Linked DNA regions of Homo sapiens: regions 1 and 3 are each linked to region 2. The links are chromatin contacts, found by Hi-C or POLR2A ChIA-PET in ENCODE. All regions are on one chromosome and are shown on one strand. Each heading gives the region's core, a stretch centred on a gene start or an enhancer-like site at or near the end of the contact. The rest is flanking DNA. Distances are from core to core; before and after follow the strand shown. Region 1 has its middle 44 kb from the start of CH25H. Region 2 holds the start of FAS (Fas cell surface death receptor). Region 3 holds the start of ANKRD22 (ankyrin repeat domain 22).

Region 1 (3,019 bases), core at 323-2,822, 170 kb after region 2:
GGCTTTATACCATACTTAAAAGGGCTTCTTCACTCACTATATTTGTATAAAAATATTTCTCTTCTATTTTAATATTTTCATGTGATTTTGTATTTTATATTGAGATATTTTATCCATCTGGAATTTATTCATAATGTGGGAATTTAATATTTCCTGAAGTTGGTTCATAAGTAATTTTATTTTTAGATAAATGCTTATGGTGTACTGGTTAAGGCACCAGGTTTTTCAGTTATAACAATCTTTACTTGAATCTCAGCTTTGCCTCTTTTATACAATGTGACTTTTGGCAAGTTGTTCTCTAACTAATTCTTTCAGCTATAAAATATGGATATTAAACTACATCTGGAAGAATTATGAAGCATAAATAGGAACATACAGGAAAGTGCTTAGCATGGAGTTGGGGTATGAAAAGAACTTAATAAATATCAGTTATTCTCATCATTTTTATTTGATTCTGTGATAAAGGTCAAGGCAATTGTTTTCTGTAATGTTAGCAACATCTTACTGCTTAATTCTTTTATGTCTGTTGGTTGGTTGATTTGTTGCTGAGTTAACTAGTTGCTTTGTTTGGTTTGGATGTAAGCAAAACAAAGGATCATCCACCAGACCCCTCTTTGAACTTTTCTGGTATATATCATAAAACCCATTATGTAATGGCTCCAATTTGCTGCAAAGAAATGAACTGCCAAAGTATGATGTTACTTGCTCATGATATATTTAGAGATTATAACTTCTAATTTATTTTGAATTTAGCAGTGAACCTAAGGTTAAGAGGTGGCAGCAACTAATTTCCTCTGCTTATTTTCTTAATTTTTATTGTAACGATTGCATTCTTAGTATAATTATCTGTAAAAAATTGTTGTCTCCTCCATGAGATTACCTATAATCACGTTAAGTGCAAGACTCCATACCTAACACAGTGCCTGGCTCATAGTAGATGCTCAATAAACATTCCATGAATAATAAATGGAATATCTATTGCACATCTAATGTATGCCCTGAAATTATTTAATTTTTAAAACAATCATGCAAGGTAAATGTTATTATTCTCATTTCACAGATGAAGCAGTTGAACTCAGAGTTAATGAAGCTGCCAAAGAGACTGAAATTACATGACCTAAACTCAGGCTGTAGTAACCTTGGTGCTGGTGGCTGAGGCAGGACTGGCCCTGGATAGAATGTAGTAAGTGTGGGTCTCAGCTTGGCACTTCTCAGAGGCAGCTTTCTATTCTCCTCCCTGGTAAGGCCAATCTTAGTGGTTACCTTTATGTAAAGTAGAACTATGTCCTGTGCCAAGCAAGATAAGCAGCTCTATGCATGTCCCTAAGAAGCTAAAATAGATGCTCATCATCCCAGTCTGCAAATTAAGCCAAAATTTCAGTGTCACTAGCAGTCAACTCTCCAAAGACAAATAGGTTGTAATCTAGTTTCAGAAAGGAAAAAGTGACTAGTTGTCTGAAAGAACTGACATCACCTGCAAGCTAAGTACCTTTTCCTGTATCTGTGGGCTTTCTGCTCACCCTGGCTGTCTTGCTGTGCTCACTTGTACCAGATGGACGGCGAAACAAGACTTGCCAGGAAACTGAAACTTGCAACCAAACGAGAGAGACCAATTGCCAGACAGCGTGTCTCAACACTGCTCCGTCAGCACACAACTTATGTAATCGCCTGTTTATGCAACAGAGTACATGAATTTTAATTGATAGCACTGTTAGGTTTGATTCAGTGTCATCTAGTAGAGAGTTCTTCACTGGAAATTCTACTTGTGGTTCTACCACTAAATTTGTGGTATTAGGGGGTGGGAGGAAAAGTCAGAACCAGCTCTGTTTGCAATAATGCAACTCAATGCTGTATTCAAGGAGAAGTGGAGTGAACAGAGGGATGCTTCTTCAAAGTTGAACACATTGGAAAAAATGAAGAATTTGTAGCAGGGTTAGAGGAAATACAATAAGATATCAAGAACCTTATAACGTCTAAGTAACCAAAGCTGAGACAAGAGTGTTAGAAAAAGGAAGCTGTGTCTTTAGAACTAACAGTAAGTATAAAGCTCTCCACAGAGGAAGCATCTGCGCGCTTAGGTCTCACTTTAAATATCAGATCCTCTAGGAAGCCTTCACTACTTCCCCTACACCCCAAAACTGACTTAAAGAGTCATTGTGTGTGTTCAAGTAGCACCTTCTCTTCCACCTGTTATAGCCTGCATTGCACAACATCCTAACCAATGGCTTACTTGTCTCTCTTTCCACAAGTGTCAAAAATTTACCAGGACAGTGCTGGGACCTCATTCACTGTCATGACCCTTGCACCAAGCTCAAATCCTGGTATGTAATGAGCACCTCGGAAGAATTTGTTGAATTAATGAATAAACAGTGTCCCATGTTACACAAAATAGTGATGATCCCACTGAAGACCATCAAAGCCAAAGATGAAGGGAACATAAAAGAAGATATAGAACAACAAGAAGGAAGAGGAGGAAGAGTTGAAGGGAAAAGAGTTGGAGCAAGGAGAGGAAGGTGAAAAGAAATGAAGAAAGAGGATGGTAAGGAAGAAGAGGAAGGGAAGAGGAGTTGAATGGAGAAGAGGAGGAAAGAGGAGAAGGAGGAGGAATGATGAGGAGGCTGAGAATAAGAGATGAATGAGGAGGAGGAGGAGGAGTAAAAACAGCTTCAAAGAAAAGAAGTAGGAATAAACTCTGCCTCACAGAATATCATGACAGACATAAGGCTTATCCTCCAAATGGAAAAAAATGCGAAGCAATAGAAGTACTTGGAGGATCCCAAGCACTTCCAGGTAATGGTATGCAAAGTCCTGCAGTGGGAATGGTAGCAGCTGTGTGGAGTCCTGATATGGCCACTAGGGATGTCTTACTGGAGTGAGTGTACGTACGCTACCTGAACCTTATCTCGCTGCTCTCTCCTGCTGAGTCAGGGAGCAGATAACCCTCTCAGAAGGGTCTGAGGGACAATGAAGTTTGAAGGAAAGAAGCTGAGTGAGCTAAAGAGACATAAAGGACCAACAT
Region 2 (2,920 bases), core at 43-2,542:
GTCTTCCTCATGGCACTAACAGTCTACTGAAAGGTGGAACAGAGACAAGCCTATCAACACCTACAAGACTGGTGGTAAGTGCAGTGACAGATGCAAAACACAGGGTGATGGAAAGCCCTCAGGAGGGTAACCTAACCTAGATTTGAGGGCCCAAACAGGCTCCAGAAGAAAATGTCAACTGAGAGGAAGCCTGAAGGATGAACAGTGGGCTAAGCAAAGGGTTATTAATGTGTTATTAATGGGTTGAATCTAATTGGGAAGGGAGAGAGGTTGCAGAGTGAGGTGCAGAGCTTGGTGGACGATGCCAAAGGAATACTGAAACCTTTAGTGTGTCCAGTCTGGAACTGCATCCAAATTCAGGTTCAGTAATGATGTCATTATCCAAACATACCTTCTGTAAAATTCATGCTAAACTACCTAAGAGCTATCTACCGTTCCAAAGCAATAGTGACTTTGAACAGTGTTCACCAGAGCACGAAAGAATTACAAGATTTTTTTTTAAAGAAAATTGGCCAGGAAATAATGAGTAACGAAGGACAGGAAGTAATTGTGAATGTTTAATATAGCTGGGGCTATGCGATTTGGCTTAAGTTGTTAGCTTTGTTTTCCTCTTGAGAAATAAAAACTAAGGGGCCCTCCCTTTTCAGAGCCCTATGGCGCAACATCTGTACTTTTTCATATGGTTAACTGTCCATTCCAGAAACGTCTGTGAGCCTCTCATGTTGCAGCCACAACATGGACAGCCCAGTCAAATGCCCCGCAAGTCTTTCTCTGAGTGACTCCAGCAATTAGCCAAGGCTCCTGTACCCAGGCAGGACCTCTGCGCTCTGAGCTCCATTCTCCTTCAAGACCTCCCCAACTTCCCAGGTTGAACTACAGCAGAAGCCTTTAGAAAGGGCAGGAGGCCGGCTCTCGAGGTCCTCACCTGAAGTGAGCATGCCAGCCACTGCAGGAACGCCCCGGGACAGGAATGCCCATTTGTGCAACGAACCCTGACTCCTTCCTCACCCTGACTTCTCCCCCTCCCTACCCGCGCGCAGGCCAAGTTGCTGAATCAATGGAGCCCTCCCCAACCCGGGCGTTCCCCAGCGAGGCTTCCTTCCCATCCTCCTGACCACCGGGGCTTTTCGTGAGCTCGTCTCTGATCTCGCGCAAGAGTGACACACAGGTGTTCAAAGACGCTTCTGGGGAGTGAGGGAAGCGGTTTACGAGTGACTTGGCTGGAGCCTCAGGGGCGGGCACTGGCACGGAACACACCCTGAGGCCAGCCCTGGCTGCCCAGGCGGAGCTGCCTCTTCTCCCGCGGGTTGGTGGACCCGCTCAGTACGGAGTTGGGGAAGCTCTTTCACTTCGGAGGATTGCTCAACAACCATGCTGGGCATCTGGACCCTCCTACCTCTGGTGAGCCCTCTCCTGCCCGGGTGGAGGCTTACCCCGTCTTAGTCCCGGGGATAGGCAAAGTGGGGCGGGCGCGGGACGCGTGCGGGATTGCGGCGGCAGCGGCGCACGCGGGCACCTGGGAGCGGCGGGCTGCTGCGGGAGGCGTTGGAGACTGGCTCCCGGGGGCTGTTAGGACCTTCCCTCAGGCCCGGGTGCTCAGAACGCTGGAGGACTTGCTTTTCTTGGGCCTTGATGCGAAGTGCTGACCCCGCTGGGCAGGCGGGGCAGCTCCGGCGCTCCTCGGAGACCACTGCGCTCCACGTTGAGGTGGGCGTGGGGTGCGGACAGGAATTGAAGCGGAAGTCTGGGAAGCTTTAGGGTCGCTGGAGGGGGACCCCGGTTGGAGAGAGGAGCGGAACTCCTGGACAAGCCCTGACAAGCCAAGCCAAAGGTCCGCTCCGGCGCGGGTGGGTGAGTGCGCGCCGCCCCGCGGGGGCGGGGAGAGAGCCTGCAGCCTTCAGAACAGATATTGCTCATTTTCTGGCAGTTCTCAGACGTAGGAAATAAGTCAGCACCGAAGCAGTGGTTAAGCCGGAGGGCTCGGAAGAACGGCACCTTTTCTTTCTCGAAAAAGTTATATGGGGGCTGAATGAGCTTCTGGAGGCTTGTTTACCGTTTTTTATTGTCACACAGAAAAAGAAACTGCCTTGTCTCCCTTCCGGGAATTCTCTCTTTAAGACTGTAAGTCGCTGCCTGAGTGGTTTCATTTTGTTTTGTTTTTCTGCCCTTCTCTTTCTTCTTTTGCCCTTTCTTAGCTTGCACTCCCATGGTGATTTCTGCTTGGTCTCCTGCTGGGGTTGGTGGTACTCGTTCCCACCGCACAGAACCCGGCGCCTATTATTGGCCAAGAAACTTGAGCAGCCTGTTTTGAAAAGTCCCTCGCTCAGAAATGCCAGCTTGCAGATGGCTAATCAAAGAGACGTGGATCCAGGAGGCTCATTTGAGTACCGGAGCCTCTGAGAGTCCATGGATTTTTATTTTATTGGGCCCCAACAAAGTGCCAGGCATAGCGAGAGAAGTGTTTACAAATGTGATCTCCGCGGATTCTCACGAGAGCCATGTAGTGGGGAAGATAACCACATCCCCATTTTACAGATGGCGAAATGAGGTTCAGAGAGCTTCAGTAATTCAGCCAAGATCACACAGCTAGTAAATGGGAGATATGGGATTGAACTCAGATCTAATTCCAAAACTCAGGCTGTTCGCTGATTGCATCTGATATCCAGATTACACCAAGAGGCTGAGATGTCTGGGTCCATTTTATGATTAGAAAAAAAAATCCTGTTCCTTTCAGAAATAGTGTGCACTATTTGGGATTCTTTAGAAACTTCCTTGGAGAAAATTAATGATTCAAGATTGAGAAAACATTTATACAACCTCAGGCCACACTCTTCTCTCTCTTGTTATTAACCATTGCACCACTGCAATGTTGGCTGCTTTGAAAATCTCATAGTTTTTGGACAGCAGTATTAGTAAAGTG
Region 3 (3,066 bases), core at 491-2,990, 140 kb before region 2:
CCTTAGGAAACACAGAGCAAATGATATATTACAAATGAGTAGGCTATGTTTAAATATTTAAGAGATTACTATTTAATTTTAAAGAGTCTCAAACTCTTTAAAACTATAGATGAAAGGTCCTACTTCCAACTTTCTACATCAGAATACCTGAGGATGAGACTAGGCTTTTTTTTTTCCTTTTTCCAAATCACATATAATTCCCACATGCAATCTGAAAAAGCAACCAAAATGCAGAATCTTAGGTCCCACCCAGGTCTACAAACTAAGAATCTGCATTTAAACAAGACCTTCAGAAGATCTGTATAGACATTAAAAACGGGAAAGCACTGGCCTGTGGCAGTCTTTCTTTCTCAGGATGGTGGTAAACAGATCACCCCTATGTCAGAACCACCTGGGATGCTCCTTTTAAAAAGTATACTTTTGTATCCTACCATAGACTGAGTGAAACAGACTCTCTGGGTTGGAGTCCCTTGAAACTGCATTTCAAACAAACTTCTCTCCCTGACACTTGGGCAGTCTAAAGTTTGAGAGTTACCAGAGTAGCATTTAAAAGCACTATATGTTTTGTCATTTTCATGTATATGATCCCTTCATGAGGCTAAAATCACTGAGCAAGACATACCTAGAGTTATAAACCAATCAAACACTGCATTTGCACACACGGAGAGATATATACACACATGGCATTAGAAATAACTGCAAATAAACTGTCTTTAATACTAGATCAAAACTATCCAAGAAGGTTCCCCTGAGCATCTGCAATGAAATGCAGATTAACCAGTTAATTGTGTCAGAGGAGAGAGAGAGTAAATTATGTATAATGACATCATTACACCTCTTGTACTCTTGTCTAAACATTCCTTGCTTGTACTTTCTTGAAACATCATTAAAAATCCATTTGATTCTAATAAGTTACTTCCAATACAAGTAAAAGTACCTCAGTATTTATCAGATGTGAAAAGAAAATAATCAAATCATCAAAATATGTTATTATTCCTCTTCTTCATAGTGATAGTCTTTACTAATATTTACTAAAGGTGAATCTCCCTTCAAATACCAAGCTGAAAGGCATTACTCTGGTCATGTGGTTCCATAAAAGAGGCAGTCAATCTTTTGGATATTTAGAAAATCCAATTGAGTACAATTTTCTCTTTTTCTCTGAGTGTTTGTCATGAGAAAAGCACAACTCAAACTCGATTTTGTCCAAATTATCCTTGCAAACATCCAGATACTATGAAATGTGTATTATATTCATCTCAACTTAGATCTAGCTAATATTTTAGAATTACAAAATACTTTGTCTTAAACTATTAAGAATATCAACAAGAATAACACATAGGACTTTATTTTTTCTGACTTAATGCTCCCCCAGGGAGTTGAACAGACAAAACAGAAATATATTAACAGGGATAGAAAATTGCATCTGAAAAGCATGAGTAACTTTTAACATCTTTGGAACTCTGCTTTCAGAAAGGTGATGTACCTCAGAGTATAGGATTCCCATGCTGGTCCTTCACAGGCTTACTTCACCTCTACAGCTCCTTGAATCTTCTGGAGGTATTTCTGATGAATATCAAAATCCTTCCTGGCTGAGAGGAAAGTCCCTAGAAGTCCAAGCTGGTGGCAAGCTCCAGGAGTGCTTTTCTAGCAAACACCTGTCAGTGCTTTTCCAGCAGCTCAGGCAGCAGCACACCTTCCAGAGAGCCCAGCCCAATGAAACAAAGGCACTGGTGTCATGTGTAACGACCCAAGCCTGTATCATCTAATGTTACAACCCTGAGGAGCCGGTTTCTGAGTCATATTTGCTCTGCCAGTGGTAACATGCAGGAAAGAAGGAAGCAAAGTTAAGGGAGGAAGAAAAGTTCTTACATTGGCAGGAAGGACTCACGGTTCAAACCAAGATACTGTATTTCAGACATTTCGTAATCAAAATCTGGTTTTCAGTGGCCATTGAGAAAGGCTAGAGACCAACAAACTTACTTGTGAGAGCCACACGTGTCTGGCAAAGAACTTGAAAAATAATCTTCAAAATTCTCAGCCTAACAAGTAACGCTTTTCCAGCTATTTATGCAGTTTTGTAAACTAATAAATTTACTAACATAATAAATCTTAAGTTGTTTTAAATATTCCAATACTATTCACACATTTAGCCAAATTACTTTATAATATTCAATTTAAAAATCATAAGTCTAAAATCAAATACTCTGTTATGCATTTTAAATTGCATCATCAATTTATTTATCAAACATGCTAGTATGCCCAATCTCTTAAATATTGTAAACATTTTATATGCTATATATGATATCATTCACACATTTTCCTTGAACTGAATACAATCACATCAAACTTTCCCAGAATTGAAACACTCGACCGTCCACACACCCATTATAACCATGGGACCAGCCCAAATGGGCCGTACTTTGTTGATAACAAATGTCAATTTACTCTGTAGATATAACAGAGCCAAAAACTGTAAGTCATTTAGCCCAGGCATGCACAATAAAAATGTTTTTGCCTCTAACAGAACCTAGAACAAATGATCCCTCCCCTGGGAACCAAGAAGACAAGGACATGACGGGAACCTAAATGCAGGACCTCTTTCAGAAGCTAGGGGCTCATTGGCCCAAAAGATCCAGGGCTGAAATCTGCCTCAACATACCTTACCTTTAGTGGTCAAATTTGAAGCCCTTCAATCAGTCCCTGCCAAACCAACATTCCTAAATCCTTTCCCTCACCCTCTAAGCCATACATTTTCTCAGATTCCAAACTGGGGAGGCAGATTTGAGCCCACCTCCTGTCTCCTTGCTGACCTGTCTTGCAATAAAGTTTTTCTTTCCTCAAAACCCAGTGTCCAGATATTGGCTTCTGTGAGCAGGGGGCAGCAAGCCTATTTGCTCAATAATATCATGGAAGAAATAGTTCAACCATCTCAAACCAATTGATGTGATTTTCCCAATCAGTTGAGGCTCCTTAGTGGCCAGAAACTAGTGACCAGGATACTAGGCCTGTGCTTATAAATATTCAGGGAAATTCTTCTTACTCCACTGGTGGATATACTGAGCTATT

Evidence for each region. Hi-C counts contacts between places; a loop is a spot of excess contacts on that map. ChIA-PET counts read pairs that join two places held with the same protein, here RNA polymerase II (POLR2A). Pooled maps may share reads with other maps.
Region 1: a loop to region 2 is called in a map with no recorded cell type, with 6 times the contacts of the local background. The contact joins the enhancer-like site here to the promoter of FAS in region 2. A Hi-C loop is called at or near these places in 6 of 37 single-sample maps with no recorded cell type and 13 of 50 pooled maps. POLR2A ChIA-PET finds 5 or more read pairs at or near these places in 5 of 52 experiments (OCI-LY7, activated CD8-positive, alpha-beta memory T cell, activated T-cell and 2 more).
Region 3: a loop to region 2 is called in a map of PC-3, with 7 times the contacts of the local background. The contact joins the promoter of ANKRD22 here to the promoter of FAS in region 2. A Hi-C loop is called at or near these places in 6 of 168 maps with a recorded cell type or tissue (CD14-positive monocyte, Calu3, PC-3 and 3 more) and 8 of 50 pooled maps. POLR2A ChIA-PET finds 5 or more read pairs at or near these places in 3 of 52 experiments (A673, MCF 10A and Panc1).

Annotation. Positions count from the first base shown.
Region 1 is chr10:89,162,244-89,165,262 of GRCh38, forward strand. No RefSeq gene overlaps it. Among named protein-coding and RNA genes, the nearest start is that of CH25H, 44 kb to the right of the region's middle. RefSeq lists an enhancer at 1,336-1,385. Within about 2 kb of position 1,573, at least 9 of the 41 ENCODE cell types and tissues checked have a DNase peak (open chromatin) inside an H3K27ac peak, as active enhancers do.
Region 2 is chr10:88,989,506-88,992,425 of GRCh38, forward strand. It overlaps FAS (Fas cell surface death receptor), which reads left to right and starts at 1,293. Exons shown (of 9, transcript NM_000043.6): 1 at 1,293-1,401. The coding sequence starts at 1,372. It overlaps FAS-AS1 (FAS antisense RNA 1), which reads right to left. Exons shown (of 1, transcript NR_028371.1): 1 at 1,917-2,920. It also overlaps a transcript of ACTA2 not described here. RefSeq lists a silencer at 1-38 and enhancers at 446-957, 958-1,468, 1,609-2,018, 2,149-2,228.
Region 3 is chr10:88,850,104-88,853,169 of GRCh38, forward strand. It overlaps ANKRD22 (ankyrin repeat domain 22), which reads right to left and starts at 1,741. Exons shown (of 6, transcript NM_144590.3): 1 at 1,484-1,741. The coding sequence starts at 1,504.